Regions from separate parts of the Homo sapiens genome. Here region 1 is linked to region 2. Evidence: read pairs that join two places in POLR2A ChIA-PET (ENCODE). Cell type or tissue: PC-9. All regions are shown on one strand. Each heading gives the region's core, and the rest is flanking DNA. Links, peaks and the distances in the headings are about the cores only. Region 1 overlaps PIWIL4 (piwi like RNA-mediated gene silencing 4). Region 2 overlaps ENDOD1 (endonuclease domain containing 1).

Region 1 (2,500 bases), core at 1-2,500, 520 kb after region 2:
TGGTCAAGAACTCTAGCCCCTAACCTGCTCTCACAAGGTAAATGTGACCCTCTCCCTTGCCCCAATTTTCTTAGCATTTGAAAATACTTTGTATGATAAGATAAAATAGAGAAATATAAAGGTCAATATCAGGATGTCTTCCACTTTGAAAACTGACTACATAATAATCAGTCTTTCTTTCCTGGGACAGGGAGGAGGGCATACTAGAAGCTGTCACAGTTTTCTTTCTTTTCCTCCCTAATTACAATATATATGCAGTGAAGCACAACTCATTTCAAAAAAACAGTGACTGGGATTTTTACCATGATTCCCGTTTCAGAATGTCACAGGTCCTAAAATACTTCTGTTTAAATATGAACAAATTTAATCATGCAAGAAAGAAACCCAAATGTTTAACAAACTGTTGGTTTAATAAACACAGAACACATTTTATGCACAAGATGTTTTGCTAGATACTATGCATCAAGGATTAGCCAAACACCATCCTTGCTCTCCAAGGAATACGTGTTCAAGAAACAATGTGATGAATGCACAGGTACTTAGAAAGGAGAACAGCTTGCTCTTCTACGTGTGTGACAGAAAGCAAAGTCAGAGAGGACTTCACACTTGGCCTTGAAGCTAGGATTTGACCTAGGGGTAAAGGAGAAAGGTACAGCGTGGCTTTCTGCAGATGCCTAGTGAACACACACAAAGGCTGAGGAAGGTGTAGGCCAGTGAGTGGATGGGGTGATAAAGGCATGGGGTGCATAGGAGGGATGCTGAGAAATATAAGAAAGAAAGAGGGGGCCAAACTATGCAGTGCTAGAGAGGAAGAAGCAGAGGATAGAAAAGGAGGAGCATGGTCTCCACTGTTCTCCCAGTGCTCACAAAGTGCAGGCACACTTCAGTGCTCTGTGTGCATAATTATCTTACTCGGTTCTTACACTACACCATGAAGGTAGACAGATAAACTTCCTTTACACATGACACTCTGGGTTTAGTGATTTACCCAGGGTTACACAGCTGGAGCCAGGACCATCTTACTCCAGAGCTTATGCTTGTAATCAGATTTCTGGGCAGCACTTCAGAAAGATCTCTCTGATGGCTGTGAGGGTGAGGGATCACAGTGAGGAGAGAGCTAGGGCATAAAGAGTGACGGTAGTGGGAGGGGATCCACGAGATGGCCTGCATTAATGCAGTGGGAACAGGGCTGGCAAAAAGAAAATTCACGGATAAAGGATACAGAACTCGTCTTGGTGACAAGTGAATGAGGAGGTTAAGGTGAAGAAGAGGAAGAAAGCAAAATCATTCCTATCTGAGCTACAGAATTTCCAAGGAGAAACAGGAATGGGAAAGACAATGAATTCAGTCTGAATTATATTAGTTTGAGATGCCTGCAGGGTATTCATGCAAATATGTTCTGGAAATGGAGATGAATATGTAATTTGGGAATGAGGGCTAGGCAAAAGCACTATATTTGAGCCATCTCAAAATACAATGAAAAGGTTCTATATGAGGGAACCATGGTGAATAATGGTTCCTTTGTGAGGAAGGAAGGAGGAAAACGTCAAAGGAGACTAAGATAGAACAACCTGAAAGTAGCAGAGAACCGCAGGGATGTGTCCCAGGAGTCAAGGAAGGAAGAGATCAGTTCCAGCCGGTGGGAGAGGTCACAGGTATCAAATGCACTGAAAGCCCTTTAGGATAAGAACAGTAACTGAACTTGACCTTTCTAGAACTACTTCTAAAGCAGCATAACTGGATACCAGACTGCTGAGGTTTCAGGAAGGAAGAACAGAAAAGGTGCTTGGAGCTAGTGTAAATGACTTTCTAAAGTTAGCTAAGGAGAAAAAGAGCTTTTCCTGAAAGTGTACAATGATCAAGAAAGGGTTTTTGTTTTTGTTTGTTTGTTTTAACCTGAATATTACTATACATTAAAGAGAAGGTGCTTTCAAAAAGAATTGAACATGGAAGATGAGGGGTAAGGATAACTGTTGCAAATGCGGCTAGAGCTTCTAGAGGCAGCAACAGATTCCATCAATAGTTTCTTGAGTATCTAATATGCGCAAAGCACTGAGCTAGTCCTGGGAATCCAAAAACAAGGAGCCCCCTCCCCAGAGCTCAATGTCTAGGATGGGGCTCAGACCATTCGTGTGGTGCCTGTGATGACCTGAGACAGGGAGGGGATTCTGGGAGGAATGCTTTGGGGCTCCCTTGAGACTTGATGGCTGAGCTGAGTATGCAAGGGTGTCTAGTGTTCGTCTGGCTGTGAAGGGGTATCCAGGAAAAAGAAGCAACGTGTGAAAATGCACAGGGGAGAAACTGAGTCATGGAATCACAAGAGGCAATTACATCAGAGCCAGGGAAGGGAGCAGGGGAATGGGAAGAGATGAGGCTTTAAAGGCAGGAATTGGCCACATCATAAGGAGATTTGGAAACTCTGCTAAAGGGCTTACAGGTGGTCCTAAGGCAATAAGGAGACATGGAAATGTATTAGCGTTGCGAGCAGTGTGATCAGATA
Region 2 (13,460 bases), core at 8,233-10,732:
TCTGGTTATTGCAATTATAGTAAATTACTGACAACATTGCTCCCTAAAGACAAAAATAAACCTATGATGTAAAAGGTTATTTCAGATGGCAATTTCTGGATTATACCTGCTCATTTGCACACACCACTGATCTTCCTCTTTAGTATCCCAGTGGAATCTCTAAATATAGGGGAACACACAAAGCTCTGTCTTATCTACCTCCCAGCTGACCTAATCCCCCTGGACTGTCAATGTAATTTGATACAGTTCCTGTATTCAATGGAAAAATTTCTTTCTAATCTCAACATGTTAAGTAGGTTTTAGAAAAATGAGCTGTCTTCGCTCTACTAGCCTCCTGCCCCATAAATAATCTTACAATAAATTCATTTTGAAATTTAGTACCAAGAAAAAAATTTATCTCAAAGGGCTGATCTGTTTCCTTATATCAGACAGTAAAACCTATTTAAATCCATAGGTAGTTTTTTTGTTTGTTTCAGAATTAAATGAGGGGAAACTAAATTTTTATGATAATATGCATGTAAGGAAAACAATGAAAAATTGAAAAGAGTATTGGAGGGGAAACATTCACCCATTCCACAATATTGTTAAGCCTATATTATGGATGACTAGCACTGCAAGAGGAGGCATTGAAACTGAAAATAATAACAACAATCATCATTTCTTAAGCACTGTATGCCAAACACTCTTCTATGAGCTCCACATGTATTATTAATAAATCAGGAAGGGGCTGAGCTAACTATACTCTCATTTAAACTTGCAACAACTATGTATTATTACTACCACATACAAGACAGGTGAGGAAACTGAGGCACATTGAGATTCAGTCACTGAAGAAGAAAATGAAGAGGGAGCACAGCAAGATGGCAGAATAGAAGGCTCCACTGATCATTTCCCCATAAGGACACCAATTTAATAACTATCTACACAAAAAACTACCTTCATAAGAACCAAAAATCAGGTAAGCACTCACAGTACCTGGTCTTAACTTCATATCACTAAAAGAGGTACTAAAAACATAGGAAAACCAATCTTGAATGAGCAACACCACCCCTCCACCATCCCACAGCAGCACTGGCATTCTATGCAGAGGGTAATTCTATGTACTGGGGAGAGGGGAGTACAGCAACTGCGAGGCATTGAACTCAGTGCTGCCCTTGCTACATAGCAGGAAGCAAAACTGGACCAAACTCAGCTAATGCCTGCCCACGGAGGGAGAGCATTAAACCAGCCCTAGCCAGAGAAAAGCTGCCAATCCCAGTGGTTGGAACTTGATTTTCCACAAGCCTCGCCACTGTAGGCTAAAGTGCTATGGACCTTAAATAAACATGAAAGGCAGTCTAGGCCACAGGGACTGCAACTCCTAGGTGAGTCCTAGTGCTGAACTGGGTCCAGAACCAGTGATCTAGAGGGCATGTGACCTACCGAGACACCAGCCAAGGTGGCTAAGGGAGTGCTGGCATCACCCCTCCCCTAACCCCAGGTTGCACAGCTTACAGCTCCAAAAGAAACCTCTTCCTTCTGCTTGAGAAGAAGAGAGAGAAGAGTGGAAAGAACTTTGTCTTGCATTTTGGATACCAGCTCAGCCACAGCAGGATAAGGCACTGGTCAGAGTTGTGAGGCCCCGTTTCTAGGCCCTAGCCCCTGGATGACATTTCTAGTCACACTGGGCCAGAAGAAAACGTGTTGTCTTGAAGGGAAGGACCTAGTCCTGGGAGGATTCATCATCTGCTAACTGAAGACCTTTTGGGCCCTTAATAATCAGCAGCAATACCTAGGTAAGCATGTCATGGGCCTTAGATGCGACTCTGAGACTTCCTGGCTTCAGGTGAGATTCAGCACAATACCAGCTGTGGTGGCTACAGGGACAGACTTCTTCTGCCCAAGAAAAGTGGAGGAAAAAGTAAAGAGGACTCTATCATGCACCTCAGGTACCAGCTCAGCCACAGAGAGCATCAAGTGGGCTCTTGGGGCCCCCGATTCTAGGACTTGGCTCTTGGATGGCATTTCTGGACCTGCCCTGGGTCAGAGGGGAGCCCACTGCCCTCAAAGGTAAGTCCCAGGCCAAGCAACATTTGCCACAAGCTGACTAAAGAGACTTTGAGGGAACACTGACGGGGTGTTCTGGCAGTACTCCCTGAAAGACTGTGGTGGCAGTGTCAGAGCCCACAGGGTGAGGCTCCTCTGCCTTTGGAAAGGGGAGGGAAGAGTGAGAAGGACTGCATTTTTGTGGCTTGAATGCCAGCTCAGCTGCAATGGACTAGAACACCAGGTAGACTTCTAAGGCTTTTGACTCTAGTCCCTGGCTCCCAGATGGCATCTCTGGACATGCCCAGGGCCTGGGGGAACTCACTGCCCTGAATGAAATAACACAAGCCTGGCTGGATTTGCCACCTGCTGATTGTGGAGCCCAATGTCCTTGAGCAAACATAGGCAGTAGCCAGGGAGTGGTTACAGCAGGCTGTGGATGAACCAAGTACTGTGCTGGCTTCAGGTCTGACCCACCACAGTCCTAGCGGTGGTGGCCACAGGGGTGCTTGTGTCACTCCATCCTCAGCTCCAGGTGACTCAGACCAGAGAGAGAGACTCTGTCTGTTTGAGAGAAAGTAAGAGAAGAGAACAAAAGACTCTGCCTGGTAACCCAGAGAATTCTTTCTGATCTCATCCCAAGACTATCAAAGTGGTACCACTATGAGTCTGCAAGAACCACAGTGTTACTGGGCTTGGGATGCCCCCTAAAGCAGATACAGCATAGATCACAACACCCAAGTCCTTTCATATCTCTGGAAAGCCTTCCAAGAAGGATGGGTAGAAGCAAGCCCAGACTGAGAAGACTACAATAAATACCTCACTCTTCAATGCCCAGACACAGACAAACATCTACAAGTATCAAGACCATCCAGGAAAACATGACCTCATCAAATAAACTAAATAAAGCACCAGGGACCAATCCTGGAGAAACAGAGATATGTGACTTTTCAGACAAAATTCAAAATAGATGTGCTGAGGAAACTCAAAGAAATTCATGATAACACAGGGAAGGAATTCAGAATTTTATCAGATAAATTTAAAAAAGAGATTGAAATCATTAAAAAGAATCAAGCAGGAATTCTGGAGCTGAAAAATGCAATTGACATACTGAAGAATGCATCAGAGTCTTTTTAATAGCAGAACTGATCAAACAGAAGAAAGAATTAGTGAGCTTAAAGACAGACTATTTGAAAATACATAGTAACAAGAGACAAAAGAAAAAGAATAAAAAACAATGAAGCACACCTACAAGATCTAGAAAATAGCCTCAAAGGGGCAAATCTAAGAATTACTGGCCTTAAAGAGGATGTAGAGAAAGAGATAGAAGTAGAAAGTTTACTCAAAGGGATAATAACAGAGAACTTCCCAAACCTAGAGAAAGACATCAATATCCAGGTACAAGAAGGTTATAGAACACCAAGCAGATTTAACCCAAAGAAGACTAAGAGATTTAATCCAAACTTCCAAAGGTCAATGATAAAGAAAGAATCCTAAAAGCAGCAACAGAAAAGAAACATATAAAATACAATGGAGCTCCAATATGCCTGTCAGCAGACTTTTCATCAGCGGAAACCTTACAGGCCAGGGGAGAGTGGCATTCCATATTTAGAGTGCTGAACGAAAAAAACTATTACCCTAAGAGTAGTACATTGGTGAAAATACCTTCATACATGAATAAGAAATAACCACTTTCCCAGACAAACAAAAGCTGAGAGATTTTAGCAACACCAGGCCAGTCCTGAAAGAAATGCTAAAGGGAGTACTTCAATCAGAAAGAAAAGGATGTTAATGAGCAATAAGTAATCATCTGAAGGTGCAAAACTCACTGGTAATAGTAACTGCACAGAATATTATTATATTGTAACTGTGGTGTGTAAACTACTCTTAATCTTAAGTAGAAAAACTAAATGATGAACCCGTCAAAAACCGTAACTACAACAACTTTCCAGGACACAGACAGTACAATAAGATATAAATAGAAACAATAAAAAGTGAAAAAGTGGGGGAATCAAGTTAAGGTGTAGAGTTTTTATTAGTTGTCTTTTTGCTTGTTTATCTGTTTGCTTATGCAAACAGCATTAAATTGTTATCAGCTTAAAATAATGATAGTATTTGCAAGCCTCATGGTAACCTCAAATCAAAAAATATACAGCAGATACACCAAAAATAAAAAGCAAGAAACTAAATCATATCCCCAGAGAAAATCACTTTCACTAAAAGGAAGACAGGAAGAAAGGAAAGAAGAAAGAGATGACCACAAGACAACCAGAAAACAACAAAATGGCAGGGGTAAGTCCTTACTTATCAATAACACTGAATGTAAATGGACTAAACTCTCCAATCAAAAGACACAAATGGGCAGAATGGAGGTAAAAACAAAACCCATTGATCAGCTGCCTACTAGAAACATGCTTCACCCATAAAGACACACATAGACTGAAAATAAAGGATAGAAAAAGATATTCTATGTAAATGGAAATCAAAAAAGAGCAGGAGTCACTATGCTTATATCAGACAACACAGATTTCAGGACAAATACTATAAGAGACAAAGAAGGTTATTATATAATGATAAAGGGGTCAATTCAGCAAGAGGATATAAAAATTTTAAATATATAGGTAACCAACATGGGAGCACCCAGATATATAATGCAAAGTTTTTGTTTTTGAGACAGAGTCTTACTCTGTTGCCCAGGCTGGAGTGCAGTGGCTCAATCTCAGCTCGTGGCAACCTCTGCCTCCCAGGTTCAAGCAATTCTCCTGCCTCACCCTCCCAGGTAGCTGGGATTACAGGCACATGCCACCACACCTGGCTAATTTTTGTATTTTTGGTAGAGACAAGGTTTGCCATGTTGGCCAGGCTGGTCTGGAACTCCTGACCTGAGGTGATCTGCCTGACTCAGCCTCCCAAAGTGCTGGGATTACAGGCATGAGCCACCGTGCCCAACCTATAATGCAAATATTATTAGAGCTAAAGAGAGAGATACACCTCAATACAACAATAGCTAAAGATTTCTACACACCACTTTCAGCATTGGACAGATCTTCCAGACAGAAAATCAAAGACAAAGAAACATCATACTTAATCTGCACTATAATCAAATGGATCTAATAGATATTTAATCCCATTCTTGTCCTCAGCACATGAATCATTCTTAAGGATACACCATGTGATAGGTCGCAAAACATATCTGAAAACATTCAAAAAAACTGAAATAATGCCAAGCATCTTTTCTGAACACAAAGAAACAGAAATCAATAACAAGAGGAATTTTGGAAACTATACAAATACATGGAAATTAAACAGTATGCTCCTGAATGACCAGTGGGTCAATGACAAAATTAAGAAGGAAGTTGAAAGATTTCTTGAAACAAATAATAATGGAAACATATTCCAACATAACAAAACCTATGGGATACAGCAAAAGCAATACTAAGAGGGAAGTCTATAGGCATAAGCACCTACAACGAAAAAGTAGAAAAATGTCGAATAAACAGCCTAATGTTGCATCTTAAAGTACTAGACAAGCAAGAGTAAGCCAAGCCAAAATTAGTAGAAGAAAAAATAAAGATCAGAGCAGAAATAAATGAAACTGAAATGTAGAAAACAATACAAAAGATCAATGAAACAAAAAGTTGATTTTTTGAAAAGTTGAACAAAACTGACTTAGTAGCCAGAGCAACTAAAAGAAAAAGAGAGAAGACCCAAATAAATAAAATCAGAGATGAAAAAGGAGACATTAGAACTGTACCACAGAAATTCAAAATATCTACTATGAGTGGCTACTATGAGCAACTGTATGCCAATAAATTGGAAAATCTGGAAGAAATGGACAAATTCCTAGGCATATACAACCAACCAAAATTGAACAAGGAAGAAATCCAAAACCTGAACAGACCAATAACAAGTAATGAGATCGAAGCTATAATAAAAAAGTCTCCCGGTGAAGAAAATCCTGGGACTTAATGACTTCACTGCTGAATTCTACCAGGCACTTAAAGAAGAACTAATACCAATCCTACTCAAACTATTCCAAAAAACAGAGAAGAAGAGAATACATCCAAACACATTCTATGAGGTCAGTATTACTCTGATACCAAAACCAGATAAAGACACATCAAAAAAGAAAACCAGAGGCCAGCATCTCTGATGAATATTGATGCAAAAATCCTCAACAAAATATTAGCAAGCCAAATTCAATAATACATTAAAAAGATCATTCATCATGACCAGGTGGGATTTATTCCCGGGATGCAAGGATGGTTGAACATACATAAATCAATCAATGTGACACATCATATCAACAGAATGAAGGACAAATACCTTATTATCATCTCAACTGATGATGAAAAAGCATTTGATAGAATTCAACATCTCTTCACAATAAAAGACCTCAAAAAAGCAGGGATAGAAGGAACATACCTCAACATATATATAATAGACCCACAACTAGTATCATACTGAATGGGGAAAAACTGAAAGTCTTTCCTGTAAGATATGAAACATGACAAGGATGCCCACTTTCACCATCATTATGCAACATAGCTAGGAAGTTTTAGCTAGAGCAATCAGAGAAGAGAAAGAAATAAAGGGCATCCAAATTGGAAAGGAAGAAGTCAAATTATCCTTGTTTGTGGATGATATAACCTTATATTAAAAACCTAAAGACGCCACACACACACAAAAAAAAAAACCTAGTAGAACGGATAAACAAATTCAGTTAAGTTGTAGGACACAAAATAAACTACAAAAAATCAGTCACATTTCTATATATCAACAGCGAATAATCAGAAAAAGGAACAGAAAAGTAATCCCACTTAAAATAGCCAAAAATCAAAGTAAATACCTAGGATTTAACAGAACCAAAGAAGTAAAAGATCTGTATAATGAAAACTATAACACACTACTGAAAGAAATCAAAGAGGACACACAAAAAGAGGAAAAATATTCCGTGTTCATAGAAGAATCGATATTGTTCAAATGTCCATACTACCCAAAGCAATCTACAGATTCAATGCAATCCCTATCAAAATATCAATGGCATTCTTCACAGAAACAGAAGAAACAATCCTAAAATCTATATGGAACCATAGAAGACCCAGAATAGCCAAAGCTATCCTAAGTAAAATGAACAAAACAGGAGGAATCATACTACCTGACTTCAAATTATACTACAGAGCTATAGTAACCTAAACAGCATGTTACTGGTATAAAAACAGACACATAGACCAATGGAACAGAATAAATAACCCAGAAACAAATCCACACGCCTACAGTGAACTCATTTTTGACTAAGGTGCCAAGAACATACACTGGGGAAAAGACAGTCTTTTCAATAAATGGGGCCAGGAAAACTAAATATCCATATGCAGAAGAATGAAAGCAGACCCCAATCTGTTATTATATACAAAAGTCAAATCAAAATGGATGAAAACTTAAATCTAATACCTCAAACTATGAAACTACAGAAAACACTGGGGAAACTTTATAGGACACTGCTCTGGGCAAAAATTTCTTGAGTAATATCCCGTAAGTACAGGCAACCATAACAAAAATGGACAAATGGATCACAAGTTAAAAAAGCTTCTACACAGGAAAAGAAACAATTAATAAAGTGAAGAGACAACCCACAGTATGGGATAAAATATTTGCAAACTACCCATATGACAAGGGATTAATAACCAGCATATATAAGAAGTTCAAACAACTCCATAGGAAAAAAATCTAATAATCCAATTTAAAAATGGGCAATCAGCCTGGGCGACATAGTGAAACCCCGTCTCTACAAAAAATTAGCTAGGCATGGTGGTGTGCACTTGTAGTCCCAGCTACTCAGGAAGCTGAGGTGAGAAGATCACTTGAGCCCAGGAGGTAGAGGCTGCAGTGAGCCAAGATTGTGCCTGGGCATCAGAGTGAGAGCCTGTCTCAAAATCAATCAATCAGTTAATTGATCAATCAATGAAACATAAAAAATGAGCAAAAGATTTGAATAGACATTTCTCAAAAGAAGACATACGAATAGCAAACAGGTATATGAAAAAGTGCCCAACATCATCAACCATCAGAGAAATGCAAATCACAACTACAATGAGATATCATGTCACCCTGGTTAAAATGGCTTATATCCAAAAGATAGGCAATAACAAATGCTGGTAAAGATGCAGAAAAAAAGTAACCCTCTTACACTGTTGGTGGGAAAGTAAATTAGTACAACCACTATGGAGAACACTTTGGTTCTCCATAACTAAAAACTAAAATAGAACAAAAAAACTAAAAATAGAGTGACAATATGACGCAGCAATTCCACTTCTGAGTATATACCCCAAAGAAAGAAAATCAGTATATCGAAGAGATACCTGCACTTCCGTGTTTGTTGCAGCACTGTTCACAATAGCTAAGATTTTGAAACAACCTAAGTGTCCTTCAACAGATGAATAAAGAAAATGTGGTACATACATATGCACAATGAAGTACTATTCAGCCATAAAAAAGAATGAATTCCTGTCATTTGCAACAACATAGATGGAACTGGTGGTCATTACATTAAGTGAAATAAGCCAGCCACAGAAATACAAACATTGCATTTTCTCACTTATTTGTGGGATCTAAAAATCAAAATAATTGAACTCATGGAGTTAGAGAGCAGAAGAATGATTACCAGAGACTGGGAAAGATAGTGGGGAGTGTTGGGGAGGTGGAGACGGTTAATGGGTACAAAAAAATAGAAAGAAAGAATAATAAATAAGACCCAGTATTTGATAGCACAATAGGGTGAATATAGTCAATAACGCTTTAACTGTATAATTTAAAATAACTATAATAATATAATTGGATTGTTGGTAACATAAAGAATAAATGCTTTAGAGTAAGGATACCCCATTTTCCATGATGTGATTATTAGACATTGCATGCCTGTATCAAAATATCTCATGTTACCCATAAATATATATACCTACTATGTACCATTCCATGCCTGTATCAAAATATCTTATATACCCAATAAATATATACACCTACTATGTACCCACAAAAAAATTTAAATTAAAAAAAAAAAAGCTTCAGTAATTTGCCCAGGGTCACATGGTTAGTATGTGACGGGACCACGTGCCAACTTAGGAAGTCCAGCCCCATAGCTAATGTTCCTAATCACTGTTTCATATGCCTCAAAATGGGCCTTCGCATCAATAAAGTCACCATCTATTTACGGAAACAAGGCAGATACATACAAACTTAAACAGAAAATCAAAAGAAAAGCAACAGCATAATCCAGTTTATATCAACTGCTAAATAAATGTTAGAAAGAAAAGCAACGGAATTTCAGAGGAAGGAAGGGCACAATGAGTGCAGTCAGGGAAGACACTGGAGGAAACAATCCTGAAGTGGAACTTGAAGGATATGCAAGATGTTGACAGATTTGGTGAAACAGATAGGTCAGTAAAGCTTTAGCAAGATTTCTACACAAAGGCTTTAAGGCAGAAACAGGCAGCCTGTGAAAATAGGACACTAGGTAAGGAAAAGTGACAGGTTACTTGGAAAGGGCAGCAGGGGATCAGACGAAAATTTCAAAAACATTGTTGCATCCCATTTACCCTTCACATAACCCTACAAGATAGGTATCATTATCATCTCCATGTCAGACATGGGAAAACTGAAACTCAGATGAATGGCAGGTACAAAGTCATCAAACAAGCATGTGGAAGAACCAGGGCTTAAGCCCAGCTTCTCTGATTTCAAAGCTCCTAAGTACATGCCAGTAGCATCCCAAGTATCTGAATGAGGAGGGGAATGCTGACAGCCACAGAGCAGACACTGTGAGAGAACAGGAGGATAAAGGAACAAATGAGAGACAAAAATGGTGCTATAAGGAGAATCAGTTGTCTAGGGTCATGCCAAAAGTCAAGGGAGGAGAAAGCTTTGGCTAGGGGATGATCAACAGTGTGTGCCACCTGCTGCAGAGAGGAAAGAGAAAGATGAAGTTAAGGCCTAGGCCTTTGGTGATTAGAGACCAGTAGCGACAGAGGGCTCAGGAAAGAAGACAGCTGGTGGAAGTGACTGGGTATGAGCAACAGGAGACTGCAGCAAGAGGCCTCTTGTTTAAGAAGTCTTTAGGTAGAGGCAGGAGAGAAAGAGGACCTCGGCCTTGAGAGATAAGCAGGTTACAAGGATAAACAAACATCGTCTTCCATGCAAGGTAAAGGGAACACTGGGAGGCTGGGGCTACTTGAGTCTCTGCATGACATAGCATCTTAGGGCAGGTTACCTGAAGCTCTAAAGCAGGGGTCTCCAACCCCAGGGCCATGGACCAGTACTGGTCCACACAGCAGGAGGTGAACAGTGGGTGAGCAAGCGAAGTTTCATCTATATTTACAGCCATTCCCTAACACTTGCATCACCGTCTAAGCTCTGCCTCCTATGAGATCAGCTGTGGCATTAGATTCTCATAGGAGTGCAAACCTTATTGTGAACTGCACATGTGAGGGATCTAGGTTGTGTGCTCGTTATGAGAATCTAATGCCTGATGATCTGTCACTGTCTCCCATCACCCCCAGATGGGACCATCTAGTTGCAGGAAAACAAGCTCAGAGATTCCACTGATTCTACATTATGGTGAGTTGTATAATTATTTCATTATAGATTACAAAGTAACAATGATAGAAATCAAGTGCACAATAAAAGTAATGCTCTTGAATCATCCCGAAACCATCCCCCTGCTCCCCGGTCCATGGAAAAATTCTCTTCCATGAAACCTGTCCCTGGTGCCTAAAAGGTTGGGGACTTCTACTCTAGAGCATCCCAAGGGGAATGCTCAGAAGGCAATGGGTTGGAGGAGCAGGAAGGCACTGAACGGACTCCCATCCCTGAGGACTTCTGGGCTGCAAAATCTATGCAAATGTCAGGGGCCAGAGTCACCAGTGCAGATTTGCCATAGGGAGTTTGTCACTGAGGAGGGAGGAGGAGCTGTTTGTGGGAAGTGGCCTTCAGGGACATAAGCATGAAGATTTGGAGCCTGCCAGTACCAACACTGCTCGCTGGCCTCCTCCACTCCTTTTCTGTCCTTCTTTGGCCCAAGCACTCTTTTCTCAACTTCTCTAGAGCTAGAATCATGTCATCTTCACAAGCCGTTTCTCTGAAATAGCTCAGAGACATGACAGGGACAAGGGAGTTCCTTTAACTCCCTTCCCAGCATCAACCTTGTGCAAGTGTTTTGATGTGACAGAGGATCCCACAGGGCCAGAAGACTAAGAAAGAGATCAGGTGTCCCAGCTGAGACCAGTCAGGGGACTACACCATGGGACAATGGAGTGAGAGTAGCCCTGAGAGCAGAAAGGAAGTGACAGAATGTCTTAGAATGTACAGGAGGATAAGGAGTCTCTGCAGAGGGCTAGAATGACTGACTGGGAAGAATGGAAAAGGGGAGAGAGGCTTGTAATGTGTTACTAATGTTGGTCATTGGCTTTAAAAAGCACACACACACACACACACACACACACATACATACACGGACTTGAAAGTCAGCAAAAAAGAGTTGTCAGAGAGAAGGGAACCCAGTGTACCAGGGAGGGGGATCCTGTGCATTTGCCTCTGGTATTTTTTACAGACTGTAGGCTCCTCAAAAGTTGGGATCATCTCTTGTACTCCTTGTCTGCCTAAGTCATAATAGAGACTCTGTATATGGTAGGTTCTTGGTAGGTATCTGCTAATCAGTACACTGGTGACCATGATGGGATCAATGGAAGAAGAAGATGGGCAGAGCAAGGGGATGATATTGGGATCCCATGGAGAAGAGTCAGCGTCTTCTGAGAACCTCTTCTGAGAATGCAGGGGAGGATGAAAGGAGGGCAGATGAGGGCTGGTGTTGGCAATTACTCAGGGAAGTGGTGATCTGCTTCTCTGCCATGGTGGCCAGGGGCCAAGAGCATAGGGAAAATTCGGAATGTCTTTAGCCTCCGAAGGCCACCATGCCAGGGAATTTACAGAAGAGGGAAAAAGACCACTGAAAAGAAAGGCCCCATGGATGTCAGCCAGGACAAGTGGGGCAGGGCAGCTCTGCTGAGGCCAAGGTTTGAGTTTTTGTACTTACACCCCCAGCAATGATCTGCAGTCCAGAGACAAGAACAGAAAAAGAACTGGCCTAGGTGTGGTGGATATGAACCCTGGCAGCCTTGTCCCTGCAAACAGATTGAAGTACCTGACCTCCAAATCCAGGTGGGCATGGGCCCAAGGTTGCAGGTGCTAATGGCACCGCTGATGTGAAGAGACTGAGCAGTGCAGGTGCAGGTAAAGAGCAAGACAGGCTCAGTGGTGATGGGGAGGAGAAGGGTGGATTCTCGAAGGAGCAGCATGGCAGCAGGTAGCAGGCCAGGTGTGGCCCTGCTGCTGATGGGCAACTGGTGTGAGTGGAGACAGCGCCTCAGAGTGTGGGACACAAGTGGGCAGCCGAGTTTGGCAGGCTGACCTCCAAAGACAAAGCAGAGGAGTCTGCCACTGCACTGAGACGGTATGTTTATCCATCAGTCTGAACCACTGAATTGAAGGGCCAGGGCCAGTGCCCAATTATCTCTGTGTTCCCAGACCTAGCATGATGGTCCTGCACACCAGGGAGTGACTGGCATTTGTTGAAAGAATGATCTCATTTGAGCTCCACAACAATCTTCTGATGCACATAAGATTTCCTCCAATTTGCAGATGAGTCTCCAGAGAGAACTGGCTCTCCTCTAATTCTGCTCCTTGATCTGCTGCAAGGAAAAGGTGGTCCTGACAACAGACCATCAAAGTGGTTATTAAACTCTCAATGACTCTGACTCATGGAGGGTGGAGTTTCCTTCCCCTGGAGAATTTTAAGCTGAGGCTAGATAAGCACATGTAGGGGATGATTCCGACAAGATCCTGTGGTCAGGAGATGACCTAGGGAGCTATCCAACTCCGTGGGGACAAAGACGCTATTTCCTTAGGGGTTTGTTTTATTTTTCAACAAGAGTTAAAATAATAGAATGAGCTGAACAGTGGGTGTTCCCATTTTATTTCTGCTGTGTGAACTACAATATAGGCACACACCCACACACACTGGGATGTAAAAGGAATGCCAACACCCCTGCTGCCATCATCAGGTGGGTCAAAGAGCCCCTCCTTAGAAAAGATCGTGGGTGCAGCTGATAATGAGAACATCAGATAATCTTATCAGAGCTGCCTACAGGGGCCTAAAGGTCCTCTGCACAGTCACACACAGTAGGATGAACTCAATCTGAGGCTCGGGTGAGTCCTAGGAGAACCTACTTACCATGGGAAATACCCAGCGAGGGAAGGAGCTGCTGCCTTTCAACAATGGAGGGGGAGGATGGTGGGGCCACAGCAGATTAAGGACATTTGAGGAGGAATAAAGCATGAGGCCTTTTCAGCTCTCAGGAAAGAAAGTGCCAACCCACCCATTTCAG

What was found. ChIA-PET counts read pairs that join two places held together with the same protein. Peaks named below come from ENCODE experiments on the same cell type or tissue, not always from the same donor. Only the 100,000 strongest peaks of a DNase experiment are listed, where the experiment ranks them.
Region 1: POLR2A ChIA-PET joins it to region 2 with 5 read pairs; 2 of 35 experiments call an interaction of 5 or more read pairs at or near these places.

Annotation. Positions count from the first base shown.
Region 1 is chr11:94,589,456-94,591,955 of GRCh38, reverse strand. All of the region lies in intron 8 of PIWIL4 (piwi like RNA-mediated gene silencing 4), which reads right to left. All of the region lies in intron 4 of PIWIL4-AS1 (PIWIL4 antisense RNA 1), which reads left to right. Among named protein-coding and RNA genes, the nearest start is that of PIWIL4, 23 kb to the right of the region's middle. In PC-9, for the core only: no CTCF peak of the experiment used is centred there; no DNase peak of the experiment used is centred there; H3K27ac peaks cover 180 bases.
Region 2 is chr11:95,108,644-95,122,103 of GRCh38, reverse strand. The region is part of intron 1 of ENDOD1 (endonuclease domain containing 1); the gene reads right to left. Among named protein-coding and RNA genes, the nearest start is that of ENDOD1, 26 kb to the right of the region's middle. RefSeq lists an enhancer at 12,789-13,460. In PC-9, for the core only: no CTCF peak of the experiment used is centred there; a DNase peak (open chromatin) is centred at 9,733.